Linked DNA regions of Mus musculus: all the other regions are linked to region 1. Evidence: chromatin loops called from intact Hi-C (ENCODE). Cell type or tissue: heart. All regions are shown on one strand.

The links. Hi-C counts contacts between places; a loop is a spot of excess contacts. Peaks named below come from ENCODE experiments on the same cell type or tissue, not always from the same donor. Only the 100,000 strongest peaks of a DNase experiment are listed, where the experiment ranks them.
Region 2: a loop joins it to region 1, with 2.9 times the contacts of the local background. A loop is called at or near these places in 2 of 42 quality-filtered maps.
Region 3: a loop joins it to region 1, with 4 times the contacts of the local background. A loop is called at or near these places in 4 of 42 quality-filtered maps.
Region 4: a loop joins it to region 1, with 2.8 times the contacts of the local background. A loop is called at or near these places in 2 of 42 quality-filtered maps.
Region 5: a loop joins it to region 1, with 2.1 times the contacts of the local background. A loop is called at or near these places in 5 of 42 quality-filtered maps.
Region 6: it touches region 1 in a loop (2.4-fold over the local background); 7 of 42 quality-filtered maps call a loop at or near these places.

What each region holds. Positions count from the first base shown.
Region 1 is chr19:21,269,886-21,274,885 of GRCm38, forward strand. It overlaps Zfand5 (zinc finger, AN1-type domain 5), which reads left to right and starts at 2,393. Exons shown (of 6, transcript NM_009551.5): 1 at 2,393-2,857. It overlaps LOC115489044, which reads left to right and starts at 1,573. Exons shown (of 2, transcript XM_030251153.1): 1 at 1,573-1,605; 2 at 1,890-2,857. The coding sequence starts at 1,573. The coding sequence ends at 2,582. RefSeq lists an enhancer at 4,199-4,958. In heart, no CTCF peak of the experiment used is centred here; DNase peaks (open chromatin) are centred at 2,326, 2,966 and 4,476; H3K4me3 peaks cover 3,828 bases; H3K27ac peaks cover 3,756 bases.
Region 2 is chr19:21,048,629-21,053,628 of GRCm38, forward strand. No RefSeq gene overlaps it. Among named protein-coding and RNA genes, the nearest start is that of 4930554I06Rik, 54 kb to the right of the region's middle. In heart, no CTCF peak of the experiment used is centred here; DNase peaks (open chromatin) are centred at 2,563 and 2,893; H3K27ac peaks cover 395 bases.
Region 3 is chr19:21,173,677-21,178,676 of GRCm38, forward strand. It overlaps Gm45918 (a long non-coding RNA gene), which reads right to left. Exons shown (of 9, transcript XR_877753.3): 5 at 885-1,568. Among named protein-coding and RNA genes, the nearest start is that of Gm45918, 35 kb to the right of the region's middle. In heart, no CTCF peak of the experiment used is centred here; a DNase peak (open chromatin) is centred at 2,005; H3K4me3 peaks cover 345 bases.
Region 4 is chr19:21,745,565-21,750,564 of GRCm38, forward strand. No RefSeq gene overlaps it. Among named protein-coding and RNA genes, the nearest start is that of Gm41818, 24 kb to the left of the region's middle. In heart, a CTCF peak has its summit at 2,039 (motif pointing left); no DNase peak of the experiment used is centred here.
Region 5 is chr19:21,371,283-21,376,282 of GRCm38, forward strand. No RefSeq gene overlaps it. Among named protein-coding and RNA genes, the nearest start is that of Gda, 99 kb to the right of the region's middle. In heart, CTCF peaks have their summits at 279 (motif pointing left), 1,309 and 2,244 (motif pointing right); no DNase peak of the experiment used is centred here.
Region 6 is chr19:21,103,501-21,108,500 of GRCm38, forward strand. 4930554I06Rik (RIKEN cDNA 4930554I06 gene) reads left to right here and starts at 1,210. Exons shown (of 2, transcript NR_126458.1): 1 at 1,210-1,252; 2 at 1,493-2,038. In heart, no CTCF peak of the experiment used is centred here; DNase peaks (open chromatin) are centred at 1,261 and 2,891.

The DNA of each region.
Region 1 (5,000 bases):
GTGTGTGTGTGTGTGTGTGTGTGCTACCACACCCTTCTAAAATAGTTACATTTTTAATGAAAACACAGGAAGCTGTAAACTGAAACTGGATGGTTTGGAACTCCCCATCTGGCTGCTGTACCCCTGGAGATTTACCTGTCTCTGCCTCCTGAGTGCTTAGATTAAAACTGTATACCAACCACTACAGCCATTTTTTTTTTTTTTCTTCCTAGTTTGGTTTTTCAAGACAAGGTTTCTGTGTAGCCCTGGCTGTCCTGGAACTAACTCTGCTACCACTGCCCGACCTGCTGCCTTCTTTTTTGAGACAGGGTTTCTAGGCAGCTTTGGCTGTCCTGGAACTTGCCCTGTAGACCAGGCTGGCCTTGAACTCAGAGATCCATTTGCCTCTGCCTCCTTAGTGCTGGGATTAAAGGTGCGTGTATGTGTCACCATTAGACTTAGAGCATGTGGGTTTTTTGTTTGTTTGTTTTGTTTTCTCGTTTCCTCCCAAAATATTGACATGGGGTTATTGGTCCTCTTTAATCTCTTGATCTCTCAATCTCTGTCTGTGATGTTCCATTCCTTAACAGACTCTGCTTGTGCCTTTACTAACTAGACGTAGGCAGGTCTCTGTGAGTTCAAGGCCAGCTTGGTCTAAAAGGCAAGTTCCAGGTCAGTCTGGGCCACACAAAGAGACCATCTCAAAACAAACCAAACTCTCTCTTTAATAAGCTTATCAGAACAGCTCCTAGTAGAGACGGCTGGAGCTGAGGCTTCTCTTTCTTTCTTAAAACTCTTGTCACACTGCATACAATTTTATCTGTTTGTTTATGTGTCAATATTACCATGTGGTCACCATAAATGCATTAATACATGTAGACAATATACTGATTTTAAATTACTCGGATTTGTATTACTTGTCAATTTTAACTTACACTATTGATAAGTTTTGTTAGCATCAACAGCTTGATTTTAAAATGACTTTGTTGTTTAAATTGGACAAGATAAATTATAAAGCTCTTCTTTTTAAAATGGAAGAATAAAAAGAGACAGACAATAAGGTATGCTCTATTTAAAAAAAATCTCTGAAGTTATTTTTATCCTCATAATTACGGTTTCCATTAGTCTCTAGCGCTTCAGGCAAGAGCATCCTTCATCATGACTGCCTTACCCTGACAAATGGACAGGGAGGGCATTTTTCTCAGTAAACTGCTGTGATAAATAAGGAGACCCTAAATGAAAAATAGATGACACTGAAATGGCTGGTAAATGGTAGCAGTTAGTTTTATTATTTACTAGTTTACAGAAATAAATCCCAAAGATCCTAGGACAAATGACCCAAACTAAGTCTGAAATACATTACTTGACCATAGCAATATAACCCCGAAATAGGTTTTTAAAATGTATTATGTACCGGTTAGTCCACTTGCTGTGCAGGGAGCAGTTAGATTTGGAGCATCAGGGCAGCACCCCTCCCCCACACTACTTCCACAATATCACAAATACAAAATCTAGAAATGAGGTTCGTGTGTCCCAGTCAAGGCCAACCCTAGGGTACCTTAGAGATAGGCCTAGGGTTTTTAAATACCCGAAATGAAGGACCCTAAGTGCATAAATGCCGTTAAGGTAGCCCTTCAAGGCCTACGGTTCTTAAATACCCGAAGTGAAGGACCCTAAGTGCATATTTGTAGCTAAGGTAGTAGCCCTTATGGATTTCGGCAGAGACATTTTGTGACCAGAACCCACGGAGAGACCAGCAGAAAGCTTCTTCTGTTCGTGCTCTGGGCAGGTACCCAGCACCTTGCCCTTGCCTGGGGTCCGGCTTGTTTGTCCCTCTTGCTCCATCTCATCAGGCTTGTCAGGGTTCTCCGTGCTTCACTGGAATAGTAAATTTCCAGGGGTTTCTATAGGCTGGCTTAACAGTTCAGAACGGCGGCGCGGGGCTGGGGCTGGTGGGCGGTCCTAGCTCAGAGCTGGCAGCGCACCGCGACCTTGGGCGGTGGCAGGCGGAGCTGCGGCGACACCCGGAACCCTGCCAGCCTCCTCCGGGCCGTGCCTTCCCGTCCCGCGGGGAGGGGACCCCGGCGGAGCTGGGGACGAAGCGTGAGAAACTGGGCTGGTGTGGGTGGCTGAGGGCGGACAATAGGGTTAAAAATAGAAGCGCTGCCTCCGTGGACCCGCCGCAGCAGCTCCACCCAGGGCCCCGCGGGCCGGAGGGTGACTGGGCGACGGTGACCGCAGCCTCCGGACTCGCCCCGCCCCCAAGTGCGGCCCCGCCCCCGGCTAGTGCCTGCAGGTCAGGGGCGGGGCCTCGTCCCGCGACGTCATCGCGCCGCGGGCGTGCCGACCGGGTTTTCGCTGACGCACAGGCCCCGCCCCCGCCGCCCTTTCCCTCAGATCCCGAGCGCCGGTCAGAGCCAGAGCGTCAGTCGTCGGGATCGCTGAGCGGTGTGCATCTGGTCAGGCGTCCGCTCGCTGCCCGGAGTCGCGCAGAGTCTCTGGCGAACGCGGAAGCCCGAAGAGCGCAGTCCTCGGGCCCCGTCGGCGCTCAGGCCTCTCCGCGCGCCTCCTCACTCGGCCGGGACGTCGCTGTGGAGGCGTGAGGTGCCGGCGGCCGGGCGCCTGGAGCGGCGCTAGCCCCGCGGCCTGCGGTTCTTCTCCTCCCCCGCCGCCCTCCCACCCGAGCTGCGGCGGGGCTCGGCCGCCTCGGCGCTTCTGCACGAACAAAGGAGGCCTCCGCGGCGCCAGCGCAGCTCCGCCTGCGCTCCGCTCCGCTCCGGCCCGCGGCGGCCGCTAGCCAGCCCTTCCCGGAGGCCTCAGCCCGGCCCACCGCCCGGCGTCGCGCGCCAGCTCGCTAGTGCATCCGGGCCCCCGCAGGGTAAGTGGCGCGAGCCGGGACGGCGCGGGGGCGGGAGCACGCCCGATCGGCGAGCACAAAGACGGGCCCGGCCGGGCCAGCGGGCTGGACGGGACAATGCCCGGCGTGCCGCGGCGCCGGGTGCCGGCCGGCCGACCGACCGACAGGATAGACAATGGCAGAGGCGGCTACTGCCGCGCCTGGCTCCCTGCACAGCCGAGTTGTTCCGGCGAGGGACCGTCGAGTGCATGACTCAGTGGTTTTTGGAGCAGGCCCTACCGGGCTTCCCGGAGCGCGGCCTGCGCTGCGAGGGGGGTGGGGGGCCTCTGGGTCCCGAACTCGGTCGAAATCGCTGGAACCGGGACTGACGGCTCTTCTCCCGGAGGGTTTTTAGTTTTTTCCAATGCGGTTAAGCTTCTCCCTCAAAATCCTTTGCATGGAAGCAAGTCGAGCGCCTCTCCCTTTGTTTCTTTCCTACGTGAACATTTGTGAAGTTGACATTTTGCTTGCTTTCCGTGCACTCCGTGTAGTTGTATTCTGAGGGAAGGTATTATAAGCTAACTGTCGATTGGAGCTGCCTAAGAATATTACCTGAGATAATTAGAAGAAAATAATATATAGGTCAGAGCCTCCTTTCTTAAAATCGGTATTTAGTAATCAAGGGAATAGTAAGATAGTAATTAATTTTATCTTATTTTGATTTTTTTAGGTGAGATTTCATTATTCAACTGCTGAAAATATTTCACTTTTACATTTCAAGTTTGTTTTTGAAGTGTCTCGCCCCAAAATAAGGGATTTCTTTTAGTTGTTCTAAATTGTTTTGTGGCTGGAACCGGTATTAAGTATGGAAAGAAGCTCTTAGAAAAAAAAAACTATTTGACTGTTTGGCAGAGGTGTCTGAAATCTGGAGACTAAGGACTTGCACAAGGTCAGGCTTAGTAGCACATTAGAGTTTAGAGTTCGGGTCTGACCTCGAGGTTAGGGAGTGATCTTGCCATTTTGAACCATTGCCATTTTGAACCATGGTATGCACCTGAAACAGCTATTCCATACTTTAAAAGAAAACTTCATTCATTTCAGATTTTGAGTTGGAAAATCATTTTTAGTCCAGTGAGGTTTGTTTTAAGCTATGAGCTAAGAAAGAAAAAGCGTGAATTTAAACAAAACAGAGCATTCTAGCTATGCGGGAAAGGGTTTATGGATGACAAAGTTTTTAACAACTTGTTTTGCACCACCCCCGCCCCAGCCCCAATGTAAGGACAATACAGTATATCTAAACTAACAAAAACCCTATAGTTATAGTAACTGTAAAGAGTATTTGTGCTTCCATTCTTTCTCCTACTTATTGTGCCTACTTACTCTCCCCTTGCCCCACTTTTAATATTCACAATTTACTTTATGATTTATTCTGCTTGGGTATTGTGGATTGAAGGTGAGGCTGTTCTCTGATCCTGCATTAGAAAAACTTGGAGGCATTAATTGCATTTTGTTATGTGAGATATGTGAATGCTGCATCGTTAGTTCTTGGGGTTGTGTAGGAGTTGGCAGGCTCTGAGATATAAATAGAAGCTGATTTCAGAGGCCCCTGTTGACTAGGCTTTATGTGAGAGCCTCCATCCAGCTCAGCTTGTCACATTGCAGCCTTGTGACAGGCTGAAGCGCCCTCCCATGTGATCTAAGCTTCAGAGAAGTATTAAAGCAAGCTGTGCACATGTGATGGCATTTAAAATCTGACTTACTAGAAGGGAAGAAAACTATTGTCTTAGTTCTTGATATTTCTGTGTCTCTGCCTAAGATTTTAGTTGTTTTCTTAAGATCCTTATCTATGTGGGAGGAGGCCTTGGGTGGGATATTCTTCTTTACCATAAGAAAAGTGCTTTCTTATTAATAACTAAGGATTGTTGATGTGATCTGTTTGTTGGTCTTTGGCCGGTGTCCTCTGAAGTAGTCTAGTAAGTGAGATTAGCATAGTTTCTCGAGCAGGCTGATAAAAGCCTAACTTTTTGCATAGGGTAAAGGGCAGTACACTGCCCGGTGAAAATGAAGATATATAATTTATTATTTGAATCTTTTTTTTTTCCGATGCTTATGTTTTATGTTACACTCGGCATTTTAAAACCTCAGCTAAAAGTGTTTATTAAACTGCACAAGTAATCTTGAAATA
Region 2 (5,000 bases), 220 kb before region 1:
TTGAATCCTGACCGTCAGTGACATGGCTGACCCAAGAGTACCCAGAGCTAGCAGAGCTCTGCCAGTGAGGATCCCTTTAGAAAAGAGAGTAAAAGATAAATATAGATTCCATGCATCTCATATACTAACTGCAGCTCTAGTTAGGACGCAAGCCCAGGAGGCAGCCATTGAACAGAATAACATGAGAAATGCCCGGGTCTGGGAAAACTCTAAAATTTACCCATGAAATATTATAGGGAGCAGTAGCATTAGGAAACAAAGCCCCAATTTGGGAAACTGTACAAAACTGAAGAAAAATAAAGACCCCTAAACTAAAGATTTCCTGTCAGCTTTCTCTGGACCTTGATTCTATTTGACAGAGAAGAAGTAGCCATCCGAGATGGCTGTGTGCATGCTGAACTCAAAGATGCTTATATTTTACTGGTCATTATGCATCATTTTTAAAAAAGATTTTTAATTATATGTAAGTACACTGTAGCTGTCTTCAGACACTCCAAAAAAGAGCATCAGATCCCATTACAGATGGTTGTGAGCCGCCATGTGGTTGCTGGGATTTGAACTCAGGACCTTCAGAAGAGCAGTCAGTTCTCTTAACTGCTAAGTCATCTCTCCAGTGCCCCATTATGCATTATTGATGAAGGTATTGGAAGACACTTAGGTTTCCCAATGCATCTTAAATAGTGTCAAATATATTTTGGGGAAGAAGCAAGCTGTTTTATTAGGTAATCAAACATTTCTTGAACAATCTGGATGTTCTGTATATGTGGAGAAGACAGAGAATAGTCAGCAGAAAATGATCCCTCCCCCTTGTAAGCCTGAGTGAAGGCAGAGCATCATGGGAGTATCTCTGGTTTGACTTGGATATGCTCCAACCCTGAATGAGATTGTAGTTTTGAGGATGTGCCATGTTATCAGTAGTTTCAGACTCAGAAGTCACTCTCACTGTGAAGAGAATGCATTTAATGCTAAGTAAGTAACTTAGGGGGGAGGTTATTGTATCCAAATGTAAAGTAAAACTGTAGGCAGGAGTTGGATACACATACACACACACACAGACACACACACAGACACACACACAGACACACACACACACACACACACACACACACACACACACACACAGAGCCACTCCCAGGATTAGAAGAGCTTGATGTTGCTGTCTTCAGTGTTGTAAGTGCAAAAAGGAAGGAGAGAAAAAGACATAGGGAAGAAAGGGCAAAAATGGAGTTAGACTGGATTCCCTGCCTGGAAATGACAAAGACCTAAGTTTTGAAACTACTGGGTGAGAAAGATCTGGATAAGGTCATACAGTGAGAATGTAGCAGAGTTTCTTGGAAAGAAATGAGACAATTCTTCCGAGTAAACAAATAAAAAAATAAACAAGACAATATAGTAAGGAATTCACGGCACACTGTTTTTATGCTGCTTGACCTCTGGGCAATTTGGGATATCTCCGAGCACTTACAAAGCCAGATAATGGACACTGGAGTCCATACCAAGTGAAATTGATTGGGTAGGACTGTGATGTTCCAGGCATTTGCTTTTCTGCTAAGATAAGCACAGTGTATCTACTTGGCCACAGGCATGGACCATGGCCTCCTCATGGCTCTTTCTTAGCTGTGCCCCCTTTGGAGAATGACCTGGGCTCCTTGAATCTTGTTAGCCTCATCCCTGAATTAAAGAGATATGACTGTCCTGGAGAGTAAATAAATCAATATGCGTATAGTACTTAGAACACAATAGAACCTGGCATATACTTCTATTTTCATCTGTTCCAATTTCAGAGGTAGGACCCATGGAGTCATGGCCCAGGAGAAAGCCATGAGTCCAATTTTACAGTGGAGGTTTTCAACCTTGTGTGGGCAGCCATTATCTGGGGAGCCAGTGTTATACATGAGTGTACTGGACCCATCACGAAGTAAAAGGTCCGAATGGTATTTATAGGACTTGCTTAGAGCCATGTGATTCTGATGTCAGTCCCACTGAAGCCCAGGTGACTTGGAGATGTGAATCTGAGATTTCCAAGTTAGAGTCTTACATGGTAGGGACCAAAAGGGTCTAGTAGAGAACCAGAAAGAATATGTTTTAAATTAGGGGCAAGAGTAAAGTTTGAAGACATAAGAGAAACACTTGTGAATAAGATGGGAGAGTCCAATGTGAATAAGTATTTATATTGCCTATATGTGTAAATATACTAGAATATATGTATACATACATATATGAACATACATGTGATTCACATGTATACATTATTTATACACACATATGTAGGTATGTATACCCATAATACATACACACACACATATACAAATATATCCACACATATTCATAACCTCTTTGTAGAAATAGTTCATCTCTGTGATGAAATGGTTGGCTAGTGTTGATTTTTTTTTCCAGCAGGTTAAGAATAAGGAAAAATAAAGGGACTAGGGAAATTCCAGAAGCCACAGATCCTCAAAAAAGTCCCCAATTCAAACTGCTTCTCCCAAGCTAATCACAGTGATGGAAGCCGGAAGAATATGAAGCAGCCAGTTTGGACAGGAACTACATAGGAGGAGGCGCTTTCTATTCTGAGAGGCCCATCCCCAGCTTCTTACCACAGACCTCCGGCACCACTGAAGTTGTGTTTCTCAGAATTCTAGACAAGACGAAGAAGGTTCAGGATAACACAGGCTCAGTAGTCAACACAAGCAATGGCATAGATTATACGTTCTGACCTTACCCAGGGAAGTGTAAAACATATTTAGTATTTTCACAAGTGTCCCTAGTGAAAAGCTCCATTTCCATAACTGCCCTTGGATCATCCCTCCCAACTCAGCACAGGAAACCCGGCCTGACGGCAAGCTAGGTCACTGCTGCCCTTAGGCCTGACCTGCTGCTGCCTGGATCTGCCACCAAAAGCAGCTCTGAGAACGCAGGCATGTTCAGACTCCAAAAAGACACTTCCTGCCTGAAGACAGGTCACTCAGCTTCAGACGCAGTCTGGAAAGGAGACCTAGGAAGCCTGCTCCTTTGTCAATTGCTTTTAGTCTCTGGTGAGATTAATAGAAAGATAGGATGTCATGAGTATGCCTGTTTGGGATTCTCCACCTTGCTGCGGCAAGATTAGGAAATGCACACATGCAGGCATGAGCCCATACATGAACAGACACTTACACACAAAATAGACATGGACCATGGCGAAGAGAAGTTACTAGTGCTAAAGAGAAGACAGCATCCCCAAAACCCTACAGGAAGAAGAAAAGTTAAATGGAAGGAGGTAAAGACCGAGTATAGCATCAAACAGCAGCAGTTACGCTGGCTGCCTGAGAGGCCATAACTTGGCTCCCTTGTTTGCATTGCAAGTCAATACTCCTCTCCCTTGAAACTCCAGGTTGTAAATGTGTTCATAGCTGAGATCATCTAGTCCCAGACATACAAAAATAAAATAAAATGAAACTGCTTAGTCATTGTTCCTGGTGAACCAGTTTGGCAAGAGTTAACCTAGTTCCTCCCATAAAGCTGAAGATATTTGGCTCACAGCTTAGCCAGGAAGCTGCTCTCCCCACAGGTTTGCTGACCTCAATCAGGACGCCCCAGAAACTTGGGCCTTCACAGAATGATCTTCCTAATTGAGTGGAAATGGCAGCGTTGCACACTGTCCTTGCCAGTCCCTGCCATCATTGATAGATCAGTTTCTCCGGTGAACACAAGTATCCTGAGTTTTGACTTCATCCCAGTGGGCCGTAGAACTCTGGCTCTTGAATAAGGTGTGCCAGCTTTCCCTATGAACTCACAGAGAGGTTGGAGAATTACAAATCAGTTAACCTAAATGTGAGCCTCCAAAGGGCTGGAAGACCGGTAGCTCCAGAAGTTTCCATAGGAGAGACAGGGACAGAGATATTGTTGGAAAAGGAGCAGTTAGAGGCATCAGCCTCATGCTGTGACCTAAACCAGTGAATGAGCAATAATTGCTTATCCCTGGATTACACTCTGAAGAGAAGCAAAACAAAGTAGGTCTTGGAGGATAATGTCAATAAGAAGGAGAGAGAGAGAGAAAAAAAGCAAACCAATTGTCCATATTAAAGAATAGTAAAGTCAGACAGTGGTGGCGCACGCCTTTAATCCCAGCACTTGGGAGGCAGAGGCAGGCGTATTTCTGAGTTCGAGGCCAGCCTGGACTACAAAGTGAGTTCCAGGACAGCCAGGGCTACACAGAGAAACCCTGTCTCGAAAAACAAAACAAAACAAAAAACAAAAAAACAAACAAACAAAGAATAGTAAGGCCAATCAGGGCAAGTGGAGGACAGTGGACAGTGCAGGCAGAAATGGGAGCCAGGAGGATCCAGGCAAAGTCCAAAGGGCCATTCTGGTGCTGGGTGGTGGAGGGCGGGGCAGAGTAACTGATTTGTCTTGACACCTAACTGTTAGCACAGTGACTCCTGTAAGAGTCTCTACTTATTGATAAAAGGGACCCTGAGCACTTAATAGAGAGGAAGATGGAGCAGTAAAGAGGAGGTCTGAGAAGATAGAGAGGGGAGAGAAGGAAAGGGGAGAACAAGAAAGGGGAGGAAAGACAGACAAGGAAGATGGGAGAAGAGGACATGGGGGAGGTATCCAGCTGAGACCATCTGACTTCTTAGGGGACCTCTTGGAGCTTAAGAATGGTTTCACCCTTTTCATCAATCTCATAACAAATGCAGTCGTTGGCTGTTGCTGTGGCCAAAGCTCTTGCTCTATGGAAATAAGATTTGTTTCCTACTGCTACATCCATCAGAATTGCTTTCTAAGGGTGATTTCATACAACTTCCTTTGACATACAATGGGATGAAAGAGGAGCGCTATGGGAATAGAGTGCTAATATCAAATCCAAGCCTTGCCCACACTATGTAAGCACTCTGCCTTCTGAACTATATACACCTCGGGCCCTGCTTTGACATCTTAACGGAGATTCTACCCAACCTGGTCCAATCTTTCTACAGAAAGCAAACCCATTTCCCTTACTTCATAAATATCGCCAC
Region 3 (5,000 bases), 96 kb before region 1:
TATATGCCAGTCTGTGCTACATAAAACCCTGCCTCAAGAGAAAGGAAGAAGGAAAGAAAGAAAGAAAGAAAGAAAGAAAGAAAGAAAGAAAGAAAGAAAGAAAGAAAGAAAGAAAGGAAGGAAGGAAGGAAGGAAGAAAGAAAACATTATTATGAATGTATAGTAACACTAAGCTTTTACTGAATAGTAAACACTACTAGATTTTTCCCCATGTGCACAAAGAAATCAAGGCATGGGAAGTTTTCATGATTGTTCAAGGTCACACTTCTAGGACAGGGATGATAGAAGCCTTAAGAGTTGCCGAGTGCACCATCAGAGCCCATGGGTCATGCTGTTGATAATTAACTCTATGACAGCTTTCTGTGGCCCCTTTTGGCTGTGTAAGGACAACTCCAAATCTAGGACCTATTAGGAAAGAACCTGGGAACATGAAAACTGGGACCCAAGTCAAGTCTGGAAGGCTGGGAAGTTGGCTATGAATCCTTTAGGTCAGGGGCAGGGAGTCAAAAGCAACTGGGGAGGAAGTTGACATTGAACAGGAAGTACACAGACTATGAAAAGGGCAACGGGGTGGCAGGCGTTCGGAGAGGCAGTTAACACAGCTGGGAGACTTCATCATTGACTGAGCAGAGGTGGGACCCTGAAGACCTGAACACAGGAATCCTGAACAAACTTTCCTCTCCCTTGCCCAGCTCATGCTATCAGAGCTTCTGGAGCCAGGGCAGACTCGAAGGCAGCCTTTCTTCAAAGTGCAAACATTCATCAGTTACTCCTCCCACTGTTCCTGTCATCCCTACCCTACTGGGAGGTGCATTTTACTCTGTTATCAAAGCAATTCATGAAGGTAATTTTAAAAATTCAAGTAATACGGGAAGATAACTTACCTATTGGTGAGAAAGGAAATCATCCCTCGCAAACCATCTCCCTTCCGGGTGGAACGTGGCATTTTGCTCTCTACTGTAAACTTCCATCCTGCCCTCCTATGTCTCTCCTACATACAGCAGTGCATGCCAGGACCTGCTCCAGTGCTTCTGCTCTGGTTGTATTTTCCTAAAGAAGGTGGAGGGACACAACATCGGGGCCACAAGGCACACAGTCCAGATGCTTACATCCACATGGAGACACAGGGCAAGCTCAGTACCGGAGGGAGGGCGTCTGCTCAGACCCCTTTTGTCACACTGACTTCCGTGGCTGAGTGCCTTGTTTCTCTCCATTGTCTGGAGTGATTTGTATGCTTTGTCAGCTCAAAGGAGTGAGTCAGTTTCTCTCTCCTCCTTCCCTTCCATCCACTGATAATGCAGCTCTATAACCTTGTGGATTTCCGTTAATTCAGAGGCCTTCAAACACAGCCTAAGTTCAAAGACAATTTTTATTTTCATGTAGCTGCCTGAAGCTTCTTCTGGGGTCTAGACCTGCGATGGCATAAGTTTTCCATTGTCTGCTTTACTAAATAACCTTCTTGTATTCATGCACCCAAGAAGCATTTGCTAGGCATCCATCCTGGGGGCTGGAGATGTGTTCGGCTCAGCGGATAGTCTAAGTGCATAATCTGTCACCACCGGCGTGAACTAAAGAGAAAGGCAGATGAAAGACCCATTACAAGGTAGTGTGGTCTCATAGAAGGGGGTTCATGTGGGGCGGGGGGCGCATAAGGAAGGTATTGATCCTCTGAGTGGTTGGGACCGGCTTTCTATAATGGTGTTCCTGAGTTTTGAAAGTCAGTGGAGAACATCTAAGGGCATTGAATATGCCTGGAGCAATTTCCCTGTCATCAGAGCCCCCAGAGTGCCAGAGGATATTCGCCACACCTGGGCAACATCTGTCAGTTCTTTGGATTAGCCGCCTAAGTCTCCTCTTTGTAAGACAACAGCACCTGCATCCAAACAGATCATGGCTATTACAAACCAGTCCTACCAGTTTCTCAGGGTGAGACACATCTGTGGGCAGAAATCTTTTGAGGAGCTAAACAAGCAGCCTGCTCCAGCAGCTAGCTACTCCTCCTGCCTCTCAGGGCTGCTGGGATGTGTGGTCCAGCTTGACTGCCTCAATATTTGTTACCCAGATGTTTCCTTCCTTTCTGGAGGTTCTGAGCACACACACACACCCTCCGCAAGGCCCAGAAAAAGGAAGTAAAGTGGTTCTCAAAGCCTCATCCCCACTGTTTCAAATGCTCCACAAAGGGCAGAGGAAGCAGTACCGTGGGACAGGTCCCTGGAACATCCACAAGTCTCCCCCTAACATTCACTTTGATTCATTCATTCATTCATTCATTCATTTCATTTCATTCATTTATCTGAACACTGTGGCAATGATTAAGAGGGAGATCATAGAAAAATAATACTGGGGCAAGTGAGTCATATTGTTTCTTCTGTTGATGGAAAAAGAACACAATAACAATGAAGAATATAAAACAGAAACTGTGGGGCACATCAGATCCAGGCCTTGGAGGATTAGGGGGAAGTGAGAGTTCACAATTTTGCCTATGATTAAGCTTGACATAAGAAATGAAGCAGTGAAGAGAGAAAGAGAATAGCAACAGCGTAGACAAGCAAGGTAGAAGCCTATGCAAGTGGGCAGAGATAGAATGTTCAAACTGGGACCACGTGAATAAAGAATTTTATAATAAATGTACACTTAAATAAGGACGAATTCAGCTGGAGAGATGACTGAGTGGGGCCAAGTTTCTGATGATCTCCATTCAGTGCCCGGAACCAGAATGGCAGAGGCAAAGAACAGACTCATGCAATTTGTCCTCTGACCACCACACACATGCTGTGTTGTTGTTGGTTTTAGGGTACAGAAGAGGCTAAGGTAAAAAAAGACCAGCATACAACACATGAGATAATCCTGTCTCAAGACTACTAAGTAAGTAGCAGGGGCTGGGGAGATGGGTCAGTAAGTGAAATGTTGGCTGCCCAAGCGTGTAGAACTGAGCTCAGATCCCTGGTACCAGTGTCTATAACCCTAACATCAAAGGGAATAGAGACTAGCCTATGTGAATTAGTAGGTTTCCGGGTCAGAGACCCTGTCTTAAAAATTAAGGTAGAGAGTCACTGTAAAAGACACAGAAGGCCAGCCTCTGCCTCCTGACACACACACATATAGAAACACACAGAAAATATGTGTTTGTATAATAAACACATAAACGAAATGGTAGGTATGGATAAGACGCAAAAGAGACAAGAAAGAAAAGTGACAACACCATACGTGGTCCACAGAGAATCAGTTTGATTTTGGCTAGTTATTAAAAAAAAAAAAAATACGTGGACATGCTGCTGTTTTGGCATCCAGCCACTTCCAGCGAATCCACCTCCTCAGCAGGGCTGCTTCATCAGGGAACACACTTGTCACCGAGACAAAACGCAGTTCACACACCTCTCTGAACTTATCATAGGGAGGGGGATTTGCATCTCTTCAACTTCTCAAAGCTAAAATTAAATTTCCTCAGTCTGCCTTTGTAAATTCCTTCTTAAGTCACTCCTCTTTCCCTCCCTGCCTCCGTTTCGGAGATGAAATAGTCAAATCAACAAAGAGTCCAGTTGTTTTCTCTGTGCGAGAGAAAGAGATTACAGCAACTCCTAGAAGAAAAAGCATTTTTAGAATTAACGCACGGCAGAACTCATTCAACAGCGCATGCGCACACACCACCCTGGTACCTCAGCCTTCACAACAGCTTCACCAATAATCCAGAAAGGTTGGATGAAAGCAAGGAGGAGGAAGAGAAAGGGAGAGGACTGAGGAAGGTAGAAGGAAGACTGTAGCAGTGGGGAAGAGAAGGGAGGGAGTTTCAGTCTATGTGGAGCTCATTTCCAAGTTAGCGCCAGGCTACGCGATCAAGCCATCGTACAACATTTCAGCAACACAGTCCTCAACAAGAGTCCACGGCATGGTATTGTCCACATTAGTATTGGAGAAGGAACAGCGTCTTCACATTGCTCATCCAGTCCTAAAAATTTACCATTTCATTACGGGGGTGGGAGGGATGGCAAAATGGGTTTCCCATGTGAACCATATTTGTCTCTCCTGACAAAAATAGAGAAGGAAACGAAAGCCCTGGAAGAAACTAGGGCCACACCCAGAAATTACCTGTATTGTTTACTGTAAGTTTCGTATGCCCATGGTCTTAAACAAGAAACACCTCTTCAGCTGCGCTGCCCTCAGGTCTGATCTTATCCAATGCTAAGCCAGCAGTCTAGGGGGATAGTTCAATGTGAGTCCTAAGCCTCAATGGCCCATCTTGCTATAACTGACATCTAACATCTATTCCTTCCAAAGAAAGAAACCAAGAAAATCTCCATTACTCAGTATGTAATGACTTTACCAGACAGGAGACAAGCAAAGATATTACAATGTAGCAAGCCTCCTTTCTCCATAGCTAACTCCTTAGTTGGGTTTGCCAGGGCTAGGCCAGTGGATTTGATTAAGAATCAAAGGCAAAACAAACAAAATGTTAAATGAGTTGTATTAGATTTTTCAAGAAAGAACTAGTTGGAGCCATTTTTACAGATTATTCTGTCATAAGAATATCTACAACAGGATGGAGGGTCTGTTTTACTGGTTGGGCACCCAGATTTAATTCCTAGCACCACAAAGATGAGAAGGAGAAAAGTGTGCATGTGTGTACATACATATACGCATGTGAGATATGCGATCTATATAAGTTATTAAAAGAGAAAATCAGCCAAAGACATGTTGCTGAAACAATCTATGCCACATATACATGGCAGTATGTGAAGGTCTCACTATATAAGATATCTAAGAAATTAGAAAGAAAAACACAAAATGGAGACATGTCTCCAATACAAAGGTAAGTCACAGTTATATTACTCAGACAAACAAAAACAAAAACAAACAAACAAAAAACCCCCAGACATTTGTGGATATGGTTTGCATTCTTAAGCAGTTCACTTGGAGTTAAGCTTAGTAGAAGCTTAGGCCTGGTGTGGTGCTGAGTGCTTCTAATTCCACCCTGCCAGAGACAGAGATATTTGTATGTCTCT
Region 4 (5,000 bases), 480 kb after region 1:
ATTTCCCTTATTACCAACAAAAGTAACTTTTACAAAATTACATGAGCCATATTTCTGAATTTTTAAGTGTATCTGTTTGCTTATAGGTGATTCTGCTAGGCTCCTCCCAGGGACCTGGCAACAGCTTATGCCATCATCTGCTGACATTACCCGCTGCTGCCAGGTATGGACAGCATATAAAAGAACTGCTTGCCATCTGGTTCCCTCTCTCTATTCTCATGTGTTCCTGCCCCCCCTCACTTCTGCCCTTCCCTGTTCCCCCTTCTCTGTTCCCATTGCTCCGCTCCCATCTGTCTGCCTCTACTCCTTCTCCTTCTCTAGGCCCTAACTGCCCTCCTTGTCTCTAGTAAACCTCCATTATACTAGGTCAGTTGCTTGGTGTGATTTCTCAGGGGGCATCTTGGCATGGGCCCACCAGGTACCCTCTCCTGCTGCCCCCCAATACCATCATATGTCATAATAATATTAATTAGAGAAAAAGTGTTTGCAACTAAAACACATCATTTGATATAATATTGTCTACATTGAAAGTTTCTACGTATGAATTAAATGGGAAAAGCAAAGAATAGAAAGGTTCAAATTTGGTGTCAAACTGTAACTGCCCAGGCTGACCTGAAGTCTAGGATCCTCCTGCCTTAGCCTCTTCAGGCTCCTCATGGGGTCATAACGTTGGGTTTTGTGCCTAACACAGGCGAAGTAAGCACTTGCTCTGTCACTGGTCTTAAATAATCATATTTTTGTTTTGATATTGTGGCTATTCTTGAGTTAAGACAGACTTTACTCTAACGTCAGTGTAATAGCTAAAGGTCTAGCTCAAGGCCACATGTCATGACAGACAAGGTGGGCTGGGTTAATGGATCTGGATTCTGATGCCAGCTTAGCAGTCAATCAGACCATCTCAATACTCCACCCTCACAGGGTCTTGGTCCTCTGGGAAAAAACGAAGCAGTTGTCAGTGCCTTCCAGGTCAAGGGGTGTCTGATTCTATTTCTGATTTTCTGTAATGCAGTCAAGGCAGAGAATGTCAAATCTGGCTAATAATTTGCTGTTGACAGGGCTAACAAAGAGAGAGGCAAACACCGTTTTGAAAAGTGTCTCTTTACAGCTGTAGTTCCCTTCCTCCTCCTCCTCCCCCTCCCCCTCCTCCTCCCCCTCCCCCCTCCTTCTTCTTCTTCTTGATAGTGTGAGATATTGATGTCATTTCTTTATTTTTCATTTTAAAAAGATTTTTTAAAATAATTTTGGTTATGCAATATGTGTGACTATGGGGTGTGTGTGCTCGTGCGGGCATGTTCCACCAGAGAACACTAGATGCCCTGGAGTTACAGTGGGTTGTAAGCAGTTTGGGGGTATGCTGGAACCCTAACTTGGATCCTCTGCAAGAGCAGCCAATGTCCTTAACTACTGAGCTCTCTACCCAGCCCATCGTTACTTATTCTGTAAGTATCTAGAATAGTCTTTCTCTATTTTCCCTTTCCAAGAACTACCTTTTGTGGAGAGAGAAAATGGAAAATATATATATGAATAACTCTTACATTGAACATGTGTAATAAATGCCAAGGATGAATGAGATCCTCCTTAGGAGATGGAGGAAGAGGTCTGTGAAACCAGCCTGGGCTATATGGAGAGGCTCTGCTCCAAGAAAAACCAAAACCCAAATCTAAGATTCCAAATTCAACGTGATTTTGTTTATACAAAGTGATGGTAGAGTTGGTCTAGCAGAAGAGAAACAGAACGACCTTATTTCTGCTAACATGTCCCTCACTCATCATTGGACATTGATAGAAATGTCCCCAAACGGCCATTAACTATAATTACAGTCTGGGTTCTCATTTGGACCAAGGGTGTACTCAGGCCCTCTTAGACTGATGTTGAGAGATGTCTTACAAAATCTTGACGTTCCACAGAATTGTGTAGGAACAGGCCAAGTAGCTTTGATCTCCACACACTGCCTGCATTCACATTCATTTCAGAGACAGCCAAGAGGTAAGATGCTAATGAACTTTAGCTGCTGGCCCTGTGTGCACAGGGCGCCCTCTGCTGGTAGAGTGGAGCAATTCCTAGGAAAAATAGCTGCTAGCTGAGCATTCACTAAATCATATCCTTATAGTAGCAAATATTTTCCTGATAGCTTTTATTTGTCTGTTTCCTATACTAGTTACTTGAATCATAGGTAGAAAATAGTAAGCCGAGCAGTGGTGGCGCACGCCTTTAATCCCAGCACTCTGGAGGCAGAGGCAGATGGATTTCTGAGTTCAAGACCAGCCTGGTCTACAGAGTGAGTTCCAGGACAGCCAGGGTTACAGAGAGAAACCCTGTCTGGAAAAAAACAAAACAAAACAAAAAATAGTATACATTAATCTACAGTTTAATGATGCAAGTTTGCATGGCAATATGAGATACAATAATTCCCTTCTGGGAATTTAATATGTGATGAATAAAGTTTAATCATTTATGAAGTTTAACAATAATCATAAAACACTTTTCAAAAGAATTCTCCTAGTGTGTTGATGATGCAAAACTCATGACATCCAAGATATTTTATTGGAAATGAACCCAAGTCATTAAATAAACCTACTACTTTGTGTTTAGCTAAGTAGCATTAAATGAGCTCCCAAACGCTTACCAGATAGCACATCTCTTAACCCTCATCCAAGAAACTTATTTTTTGTGGTAGATGATGATGAGTACAGAGCTCACAACTGGTCAGTGTGCAGACAGTAGTTGACTTTGGAGTGCTCTGCCTCAAGGAGACAGCTGTAGTACATGCTTGGCTCCCAGTGCTAAGGGATCATCCAGGAAGAGGGGACAAAAGATTGCAAGATCCAGGGGCAGCAGATGGCTAGAGCCAATCAGTGATTTCTGGACCTGGGGGAGTCACACTGGCTGTAACTGCACGTACAAGGTGCAGCTAGACGAATTCTCTGCATGGATAGGGAGGTGGTTAGGCAATCCCACAACCAACCCAGGAGCCAGGCAACTGATGGATGTTGTGAGAAGCAGAGATAGTTATCTGCTGAGAAGTGGTCCCTGAGAGGCTATCCACGCTCCAGCAGATGGTCCTACACCCAATCACCAACAGGCAAAACTAAGTGGACTTAGTGGGGGAAAAACAAAAACAAGAAACTGTGAGGGAATAGTTGGGGTAGGAAGGGACAGGAAAGATATTGAAGGGGAGGGGACGAGGGGAAAGGAGGGATTATGTCAAAATGCTATATGCTCATATGACATTCTCAGTGAAAAAGGCATATTTGTAACAGAAAAGTGCCAAAGAACGTAGACAACTGTGCTCTTATGTATTCATAACCTTCCCTGAGGCTTGAACTTGGCTTTTGTTTTTTTAACCTTGATCTGTTTCTTTGAAGATGTGTCACACAAGCGTTGGCTTCCTGGCCTGGAACTCACTACACAGCTCTGGGAGAGCTACAGTTTATACTTCTCCTGCCTCCTGAGGGATGGATGGGGTTGTACCACAGCTGATTTTGACTAAAAATCGTGAATATCTGATGTGCAGCATCTTCTTATTTAATACTTACAATTTTTAAATAGCAACTAACACACGTTATTTGACAGTGTAGCTCAGGTTTTTTTTTTCTCTCTCTCTCTTTCCTTCTTTTCTTTTTTTGAGATGGGGTTTCTCTGTGTATCCCTGGCTATCCTGGGAATTCACTTTGTAGACCAAGCTGCCTTGGAACTTAGCGATCTGCCTGAGTCTGCCTCCTGAGTGTTGAAATTAAAGGTATGTGCTACCTCACCTGGCTCAGAGTTTTCATTTTATATGTTTCTGTCTGTCTGTCTGTCTGTGTATCTATCTATCTATCTATCTATCTATCTATCTATCTATCTATCTATCTATCTATCTATCTATCTATCCATCCATCCATCCATCCATCCAACCATCCATCCATCCATCCATCCATCCATCCATCCATCCATCCATCCATCTATCTATCTATCTATCTATCTATCTATCTATCTATCTATCTATCTTTAAAAAACTATTATTTTTATTTTATGTGCATTGGTGTTTTGCCTGCATGTATATCTGTAGGAGGATGTCAGATCCTCTGTAACTGGAGTTATAGACAGTTGTAAGCTGACATGGGTGTTAGGAATTGAACCCAGGTGTTCCGGAAGAACAACCAGTACTCCTTACCACTGAACCATCTCTCCAGCCCTTTATCTGCCTTTATGGTGCTAAGGAGCAAACTCAGGTCCTTGCACATGCTGGAAAGGTCCTCTTCTATTGAGCCATAGCCCCAGCCACTTTTATTATCATTCTAAACCATAGACAGTATTTATTTTTTAAATAATTTGTAGTCAAATTTATATTCAACAGCTTAAGGTTCAAATCAAGCATAAAAAAAAAAAAAACACTTTACAGTCAAGTCAGCGCATAACCAACAATAACAGAACCAGAGTTATTTCAAGAGATGAAAAGACTTCTTTTTATCTATCTCTTTCTCTAGATCTCTTTGTCTCTCTGTATCTCTGTCTGTCAGTCTGTCTGTCTGTCTTTCTCACTCTCTGTCTCTGTCTCTGTCTCTCTCTCTCTCTCTCTCTCTCTCTCTGTCTCTCTCTCTCTCTCTCTCTCTCTCTCTCTCTCTCTCTCTCTCTCTCTCTCTCTCGCAGAGTTATAGGTTCTGAAGATGGGGTTTACTCAGATTTAAGCCCAGGAGTTAGTAGAACCAGAAGCTGGGAAGGAGTAGGACACACCTATGTGTGGGCTTCTCAAGAGAGTCTGCATTACTAGTTTTTAGATATAAATTCATTTTCAGTTATACTTTTGACATCTCTTGGCCTCTTAAGAGGAAATAGATAAGATAGTTGAGGAAGTAAAATTAGTTTTTAGTTGAGACATTAAACGTTTCTTGTTGGAAGCTTTTTGTTTGAAGAGAGGGAGGACTTTAGACTGGCCTCTCATTATGTAGTTGGGGTTGACCTTGAAATTCTAATCCTCATACCTTTACCTCCACAATGCCTTGTTGTAAGCACTGTTG
Region 5 (5,000 bases), 100 kb after region 1:
ATCGCCGTGGCGTTATGGGACACGACTTTGCATTCTCTCCACTGCTGATTGTGCATGGGTGACTGTATAAAGAGATGCTTTATTAGTACTAACAGGATATTAATTATTCATCTCTTGTTGCTAAGCAATAGTTTATCTGTGATCATAAAGGTAAATCTGTGGGACTGGAGAGACAGTTCAACGGCTAAAAGCACTTTTGAAGCCACACCAGGTAACTCACAACTGCCTCTAACTCCAATTCCAAGGGATCTAGCGCCCTCTTCTGGCCTCTATGGGTACCTGCACTCATGTGCACATACTTAAGATAGAGATGTAACTAAAATTAATTCTTAAACAAACAAAAACCTCAAAACAAACAAACAAAAAAGTGTGTCAGTGTTAAAATGCAAAGAAGTCCTGTAATTTTGGATCAGTTTGAGCTCAGGTCATAGCCACTCAGTGCCTTCAAAGAGCAAGGAAAAAATAGAAAGTAAAACCTAAAACCTGCCAGATGATACTAAGGGAGATACTAAGGTCCTGCGGAGGGAGGAGGTTTGGGCTCACTGCACAGAGAAGTTGGCTTGGTTGCCTTGGGTCAGATCTGGTTCCCTAGTCACTAGACAAGCAGAATATAGTTTTCCAAACTACGTATCCATTAAGAATAGTAGCAGACACAGAGAGAAGTGGTATGAGGATTAGATAGAGTTCATAGCATCAAGTCGTGAGTAAGACAAGACTGATGGCTGCCCACCCAGAAGAAATACGGTACTACTGAAGATGCCGTTGGAACCAGGAGAAAGAGTAGCTTCCCCTGAACACAGCCTGGGCTGGGGCACACTAGGCTGCTGGGTAGAACAAAGATTGCCAGGCCCCTAGAACTGTTGGTCTAATCAAAGGGTGTGGGAGACAAAAATCGAGGCAAGAGTGTGGCTTCGCAGCATCTGAGACCCTTGGCCACATGACTGTCACTTTAATGAAGAGGCAGAGAAAGCACGCAGCACACAACTGTGGAGAAAGCTTTACCACGTGCACCTAGTGATAGACAAGGCAGTGGTTCTCAACCTTCCCATGGTTTCAAATCGGACATCCTGTATAGCAGATGCTTACGTTGTGATTCGTAACAGTTCAGTAGCAAAATTACAGTTATGAAGTAGTAGTTATGAACCAATTTTATGGTTGGGGGTCAGCTCAGCCTGTGGAACTGTACTAAAGGGTCGAAGCACTAGGAAGGTTGAGAACCACTGCTCTAGAGGGAATTCCGGAGCCTTGTGAGAGCACCCCAATGTGCCTTCCACCTCGGAGCCCTCTGTCTGGAGTCCTCTACTGATGAAACTTGGTATTACTAGCTGTCAGAGGAAGGTTCTGTCAAGGGCTCCACCATATGGTCACAGACCCCATGAAACAGGGGCGCTTTTGAAGCAGAGAGACAGGAAGTCAATAATCCCACCATGCTGTTCGTAAGGATCTCTCATTTCGATTATCTATTAGATGGGAGAGAACTGTCTCAAAATGGAGTATCTTGTAAACAGCGACTTTCCCATGAGCCTGTAGGCTGATGGAGTTCAGCTGTGTGTAATGTGATGTCACTCCGAGGACTGAGTGTAGATGCTCTTCTGGGCTAGTTCAGTGCATGGTGTCTTGCAGATGACTAGAGGGCTGTGTAGTGAAATGCTCTCGCCCTCCCCACTCCCCGCCGCCACCTCTCTCCCCGCCCCTCCTTCTCTACCCTGTCTCACTTCCTTCAACACTTTTGCTTACTCTCCATGCAATACTAGTACTTATTCATCTCTATGGACCTTCTCATCTGGGCCGTCTACGCAGCCTCTTCAATAATAAGCCTTTCCGTATAGACTTCTTAAATCATGGTTTATACCGTCCAGAAGCACAAAAGCAGACGCTTCCAGGTGTTCTCAAAGGCCTACACCCAGAATCAGCACATTACTCTCGCTGAACTCTAACGGCTGAAGTGAGCCCCAGGTGTAGCCCAGATTTAGTGTGTTAAAGGACTGCAGAGCAGGCATGCACAGGGGAGCCAGGTTAGGTTGGATGCCGTCTTTGAATGTCGAGCTTAGCCATCTGTTTCCTATAAAATGGAATCAATGTTGCCAGACTCACAATCATCACCATTTTCAAATAATAACCACCTAGTAGCAACATTTTTATAAAGATTAAAAAAGACTTGAGGAACGCCTCCCCACCCCACCCACTCTGGGCTCTTGGGAGTTTTTGAAAACATTGTTTCATGTGCGTCTATTCATATCTTGGCCACTAGGTGGCATACTGGTCAAACATTATCTTCACCTCCACTGAAGGCTGCTGAAAATTGCCACGTTTACAACTTGAAGCAAACATCAGTTCCCTTCACTTTCAAATAGTATTTTTTTCCTTAGCCTCTGGTTCACATAGAATACTTCCTTCAAGCTAGCAAATTCTCTTCTAACAATTTATGTTTCTCTATAGTGAAATGAGTTAGATAAAATGAGTTTCCCATCAGTGGAGGTGTGCAAGTAGAAGCTAGACAACCATTTGGCAAATTGCTAACAGAAATATTTTAACTCTATTTCCATGGCTATTTTCTGTAAATAGGGGAACTACCTTTTTTCAGACTGCGCATCCCCATTGTCTCCATCTGCTTTTGTGCTGATGTCACGGAGCTGAGTAGCTGGCCGGGGACCCTCTGAGGTTCTCCCACATTCTCTACAGAACCCAAAGTATGAACTCTCTTTACAGAGAAAGTTTGCAGGACTCCGAGCTAACCTGCAAACCTAGAACCAACTCTTGCTAATTGCCCTATTAATGCCCCTTATTTGCTTTGGCCTAGCATCCAACCCAGTTGTTTAACTTCTGTTGTCTGAGACCTTGATCTTCCTTTCCCGCGTTAACTTTTGGGACGATTCAACACGCTTCGGATTTATAGACGCAGCGTCCACGTGCTGGCCACTGCTGTTGCCCCAGTGCCGGTTTTATTTTTTAATTTAAATATATACATATATTTCAAGAAGCAATACATAAGACAATACAAAGTTTAGATACTTACAAATGTAAAAGAGAAGGCTGTGAAACATCCATTGAATTCTCAGTTCCTGCAGAGTAACCTGCTTCAGTAGATTACAAGCAGCTCCACAGGGCCGGTTGTCTGTGCCTGTGCCTGTGCTTGCAGGCCATTTCAATACAGTGTAAAAGCAATTACAAGAATATTTTTGTGTTTGCATATAGAATAAAGTCTCCAGAGCTAAACTGTAGAGTCAGAGGACATGAGTACCTTTCATTTTTTGAAAACTGTTACATTCTCCTTCTCAGTTTATTCCCCTCCATGTCTTAGTAGTGACAAACAAGGGCAGTTATTTCATGCAAATGTGATGTGGGGTGTGTGTGGTGGGGGTGCTGGGGACTGAGCCCTTAGCTTCATACATACTACACAGTGTTTGATTACTGTGGTATATTGTATTGGGATTGAGACCGGAGACAAAGAGCAGAGGTGCATATTTAACATGCCAAAGGGGACCTGTCCTCCAGGTTCTCCCAGCATCCCTCAGTCCCTACCTTGCAACCTTCACCCTCTACCCTGAACTTTCTAGGCCCAAGGGTTAGGCTTCCCCTCCCCCAAGAGTCTCTTTCATAAATAATCCAGACATTTTAGCGATCTCTCTCTCTCTTTCTCTCTTTCTCCCCTCCCCTTTCCCCCTCTCCCTCTCCCTTCTCTCCCCTCTTTCTTCTCCCTTCTCTTCCCTCTCCCCCCTCTCCTTTCTCTCCTCTCCCTTCTGTCCTCTCTCTTTTCTGTCCCCTCTCCCCTTTCATCTCTTCCATCTCTCCCCTCTTGCTTTGTCCCCTCTCCCCTCTCCCTTATGTCCCTTCTCCCCTCTTCCCTCTCCCCCTTTCTCTTCTCTCCCTTCTCTCCCCTCTCCCTTCTGTCCCCTTTCCCCCCTCCCCTTTGTCCTCTCACCCCTCTCCCTCTCTCCCCTCTGCCCTCTCACCCTTTTCCCCTCTCACCCCTCTCCCTTGTCTCCCTCTCCCTTCTGCCCTTACCCCTTCCTCCCTCCCCCGCCCTTCCTCTCCTCCTTCTCTCTCCCCTCTATCTCCCCTCTCCTCTTTCTCTCTCCTCTCTCTTTCTCCTCCTCGTCCCCTCTGTCTCTATCCTCATGGAGACTTCCTTGGTCTTGTCCTTGGGACCAGTGAGCAGAGAGTGGGTTTCCCAATAAACCTGCCTTTCTGTATACTCTAATCTGGCTTGAATTGGGTCATGTCACCAACAGAGAAATAATTCATTATATTGAAAGGCCACATATAAGATTGATATTTTATGGGTTTGAAGAACTATAACCACAGTGGCGCCTGTTATTAGCAAAGATGAACAGCATTTCTTACAAAGAGTTCACCGCGTTTCTTCTGCGAATGCACGGCTCCTATCCTTTGACTGATTTTTAAAGGATAATTTAACATTTTCTGATATTTATGGATTTGATGAATTGAGGAAAATTACTCCATGATAGAAGCTGTACAATTTTTCCCCCAAATAACCAGAAGTTGTTCATATTTTTTGTGTTTCTGTTTGTTGAGACAGGATCACATTCTGTAGTTTAGGCTAACCTGGAACTTTATGTAGACCAGGATGGCCTCAAACTTTTGGTGACTCTCCTCTGCCTCAGTGTTCTGAGTGATAGAATGTATTTACGAGCCATTATGCCCAGCCACTTACAATTTTTTTAAAAATTACTTGAATTTTAACTTAATGTTAATATAATATTTTATGGACATTTCCAAATTGGCATAAAACTCTTACATGATTATTCTTTTGACGTGGTTTTCCTCATTTGGAAAAGGAGGGTTCACAACTTGGTGTATATTTTGCTTAACCAATTACACTACACTTAGACCAAATGGTAAAATCTGTGTGGGGGGGGGGCGGGGGTGTGTGTATGTGTTGTTGTTGTTTCTAGAATTGAACCTAGAACCTTGTACACAGTAGGCAACTATTTTACTATTTTGTTACAGCCTGTTATAACATATTTTTGTTTTATTTG
Region 6 (5,000 bases), 170 kb before region 1:
CAAAAGCCCCTTAGCCTGTACAGTTAAAATTAAACACCTCATTCTAACACAGCGTTTCCCCCTTTACATTTATAAACTGCCCTTTGCTTGTGTGTCTGTCTCCTCTCTAGCCAGAGGTAGTCCTCTGACCCAATCCAGGACATACCCCTGCCTCCTCTCCCTTGTTCCCTTCTCCTGTTTCCTTGACCTTTATCTCCTGTCTTTGTCTCTTATTCTCTGCCTTTGTCCCTCTGGGGCAAATAAATCTCCACTGTGCAGAGAACGTGGTCTTGGGGCTTCCTGAGCCTAGACTATTCCCTTACAAGGTCAAGTCCCACACCTAGTGATGTAATTCCTTTGGTGAAGCTCCCTCTCTTAAGGACTCCATAACCTTCTTACAAAACAGTGTTACCAACTGCTGGCAATAGGCATTTCACATTCAAACTGCAACAACCCCCAGCTACCTCAGATACCCAGGAATGTGGGTAGATGGATGTCAGTGGTTGAGGTCCTCATATGTAGAACCATCAGAAGGATAAGTTATATGTCTTATAAAAGACCATACACTAGATAGCTTTGGGGGGGGGGGAACAATTCTTGTTTCTCACAGTTCTGGAAGATAGGATGTTCACTTAGCAGACTGATTTCTAAAGAAGCCTGCTTTGTCATAGATGGCTCCTCCTCTGTGTCCTCTCATGGTGCAAGAGGTCACTAGTTCTCCAGGGCCTTGATTATAAGGACATTAATTCCATGAATGTGGACTCCACACTCCTATCCTAGCTTCCTTCCATAGACTTTATCTGTTAACACCACCTCTGTGGGACTAGGATTCCAATATATAATCTGAGGCAGCTACAAACTTTTAGTCTTTGAAAGAGCTGCCCAGAATTCCGATAGAGCAAGAAGTGGAAGAAAACGGGAGTACTGTCGGATTGTATCAACGGATGGTTCCTTCATGACTCAGAAAACAAGTGAGGGGACCATCTGCGGGTATTTGAGGTCACAAGGTTCTATTGGAGGCCACAGTACCACCCCGCCCCATCACGTGATAATAGAACCTGAGTACAGTAGATAGAACAGGAAAATACCAAGGGCACGCCCCTTCTGTGATGCAAACCACACTGGTCCTTGTAGTCTGATAGCAGGAGCAAGAGGAACAATAACATACTCTCCTATGACAAGTCAAGGAGGGAACAAACAGTAAAGCCAGCAGGCATCAAGGGAGCAGGCAGTCTCCTCAATGCCCAGAGTGGCACTAGTAACCACCCCAGGAGTGAGTCACTGGCATGGGGGAGGGCTGAGGAAAGGCTGCAGCTCTCGCGCACGCTGGGCTGGTAAACAACCCCAAAGGATCAGAGCCAAACCAGGAAATGCCAGAATATCAACCTGTGGTTTCGGGGTGGATGCCTGGGCCCCACCACAGGGCTGCTACAGGGGTAGTGTCTGGAGATAGAATCCAGAAGGTTCCATTTTAAGCAAGGTTTGAGAAGATCTTTGTTTTTTAAATCAGTAGAACCCAAGGACAAGCAACGGAGCACCTTGGGCTGGACTCTTAAGTTGGGAGACTTTGGAGCCACAGTCTAGCCTCGCTCTCAAGAGGAAGACCAGCTAGGGGTCAAGGGAAGACCCCCAGGGGTAAATCTGCTCATCCAGTGCTTAAGAAAACCCACTTCAAATGTGATATTAGGCCCATCGCCAAGGCCTGACTCAGCTTCTCTCCATGGCCTGTGCTGGGTGTTTGCTTAGGGTTACACTGTGGGCAGGACACAACCAGGAAGAGAAGAGAAGACCTCTTCACCCGCAATGTCCATGGGTACCTGTGTCTGCCCACCCGGAGGCCTTGCTGGCTTAACTAGAAGCATGCTGGCTATTTGAAAGTTTTGTTATTGTTATTCTCTTTGGTCTTGTTTTTATCGTGATTTGGTTTGGTTTTCCACGGGAGTTTGTTTCTGGGTTTAGACGCCTGATTTACTTTCTTCTAAAGCACCCAGGAGGGATGGGGAAATGCTTTGGGTCAGAATACAACATTTAAAAGTAAACGAATGAACTGAGAAGTTAATCTTACTGACTTAAATTTTTATTTCTTCTCTTGTAGATTAAGTTTTGCAAAACAGAGCTTGCTCAATTAAGTAGGATCTTAAAAATCTGAACATGTAGAGGTAGTTTAATTGTATCCATTGAGGGTTTTTTTTTTGTTTTTTGTTTTGGGGTTTTTTTGTTTTTTTGTTTTTTTTTTGCCCCACCCCTTCTCTGTTTGACATAGAGAATCACTGGAATGTATTAAAGACATCAGAACAAAGCCACTGTCTAAGACAAGTTGCATAGGAAATGAAACAATAAAGGTTGAGCAGGGCAGTGTGTTAAATTGAGTCCTAAAATGAGAACCCCAGTCAGGAGAATTGACTAGATCTTCACAAGGTCCTCTCTTCTTCTTCTTCCGGTGTTCAATGTTACCATTTTGTAGATCCTGCTCCCCCACTCTCTCTCCCCTCCCTTCTCTGTCTCTCTTTTTCTGTCTGTCTGTCTCTGTCTGTCCCCACTCCCACACACCCCCTTTGCCTTCCTCCTTCCAAATTGAGTACATAGGTTTTCAAGTTTCAGGAATAAATCAAGCCAATAGATGCTCAGCTTTGGTTGAGGACATGTGAGGAGGAATGGGGGTTTTGTTTGATCAGTTTGGGGTTGTTTTCTTTTGTTTTGTTTTAAGATAGAAACACAACTCATACTATGTTTTTCCTTCTTTTGGTGATGATCCACCCACTGGGTCTTGCCATCAGTGACAAGCTCCGATTGTAGTCGGCAGATGGCCTTTGATTGGCTGGATACCATCAGTGTTCCTTCTGGGTGAGCTATTGAGTAACAAAGTTTCAGAATGCATTTGGTTATTCACACTGTAATTAAAGGAAGGTCCTTGCTTTGCCCGCAGCTTTCCCAACACAAACAGAAGAGGCGTGAGTCAGCGCAGGCAGCTGCCCCGAGGTAGTACAGTGTTTGTTTCTTTTTTTTTTTTCTTTTTTTTTTTTTCTTTTTGCCAATAAAATATGCCTGGGAGGACAAAGAGCAGCAGGAAGCAGTGACACAGAGTGAGCTGGGAAATTCCAGCTGCCCTCCTGCCCTACTTATAAGGAATAGATATGAGTCATTTTTTTTTAAAGATGCAAACAGATGTTGAATTGGCTAACAAAGTCCCATGCAACATTTAGCCTCTTAGGACTTTGTTTCCTCTTCAGCGGAAAAAGAAAAACAAGGTATTATATTTGGACGTGGACACCTGGATAGTATTGCCAAGTACAGCCATGGAAGAAGAGGCGAGCACACATGCTGTTCTGCTCGACTATGCTATTTCTTCTGCCCTTGAAGTCAGCCTTCAGCTGACGCATCCTTCTACATAAGACAAGCTAAAGGAGAGAATACACCACAGTCAAGGGCCTGGCTGTGAAGATTTGGTGGCGTGTCCTTCGAGACACTGAGTCAACAGGCATAAACATTAACCTGTGTGTGTCTCTGCGATCACCACAGTGTATGAAGGTAGCGTCCTAGGTTTGACCTCGGCTCTGCACCAAACAGCCAGGTGGCCATGTTTCCTAACTTGCAAAAGCAAGCTTGCACCTGGAAGGGCACGCGCTCTATTGCTAGTCTGTAATTGCAGGATTAAAAAAAATTGAAAATATGTAACCACACTTTCCATCTATCAGTTGTGATTTTTTTTAAATCTCACCTACAGTGAGACTAAACACATGAGATAGGAAATAATTTTTTATCAATTTGCTTTCATGGGAGGGACAGAAAGCAAGGCAGAATAATGGGTTAAGGGTAAGATAAAATGTGTAACAGGCAAACAATTAATTTTTTTTTTCTTTTGAGCTCCGGTTGTTATAATGATCACATGAGCTCACCTCCTTACACAGTTTATGGTGGATTATTATGCCCTCCAGAAGTGTTGTTGCCATTATTAACAAAGTAAGCATAGTGATCCAATAAACACTGGGCAAACTCCTCCTGCCTAACCAGGAACTAAGCTAAACATTAAACAGAAGCTTACTACAGTCAAGAGAGTCAGACAGATGACAATATTTATCCTTAAAACGGCTTGCTTGCTTTTGGTTTTTGTTTGTTTTACTTGCTTGCTTGCTTGGTTCGGTTTGTTGGTGTATTTGTTTGTCGGAATGATTTCAGATTAAATATATTGCTAACCCCCCGCCCCCCTCCATTTTCAAAGTCTATGCTTCCTTTTAAGTACGGGTGCCCCAAATCCCAAGAGAAAGGTGTGTGATGTTTTGCAAAGTCTCCACTGGTTTCTGCAATCAGTGAAGAAGTAAAATATGTCACGTCTACAATCATCAGGATCAAGGACAGTGTGTGTGTGTTTGTGTGTGTGTGTGTTGGGGGGGGGGGTGTGGTGTGGTGTTCAGTGACCTGGAGGGAAGGGAGTGAATAGTGGCAAGCTCACTGTCCTCGGGGATAGAGGACTGACCTTGGGCTGTGAAGCACTGTGTTATCTCTGGCTCAGGGTTCCTGCTTGAGCCTGCTCACCCTTCTCAGTTTACACTGCAGAAGAACTGACTGATTGCCCTTCCCTGCCTTGAGTGTCTTTAATGTCCTAAGCTGTCTCAGACTTCTGCAGATTCTCACCCCTGTCTTTAGCCTGACATCGCTCATTCCCAGTACCTCGTTCTTCTGTCCTTCCCCTCACCTGCCGGGCCTTCAGGTCTCCCCCAGGTTACCCGCTGCTCAGGCACGGAGATGCAGCCCCATCTCACTCCCTAAATTTCCCTCGGCTCTCCCTGTCTCCCACCCCGTTAAGGGCCTCCAATCTTCTGCCACCCCAATGGCATTGACATGGCACTTTAAAGATTTCGGACCCCCCTGCCTCCATCTGACATCACTCCTGATATTCTCAATTGTAAGACATGTCTTTTGAAGAACATTTAGCCATGCCTGAAGACATTTTTTTTGTTTGTTCCTCCTGGAAGTGTGGGAACCTATTAGCCTCTGTTGGGTAGAAGCCAAAGGTAGGAGTG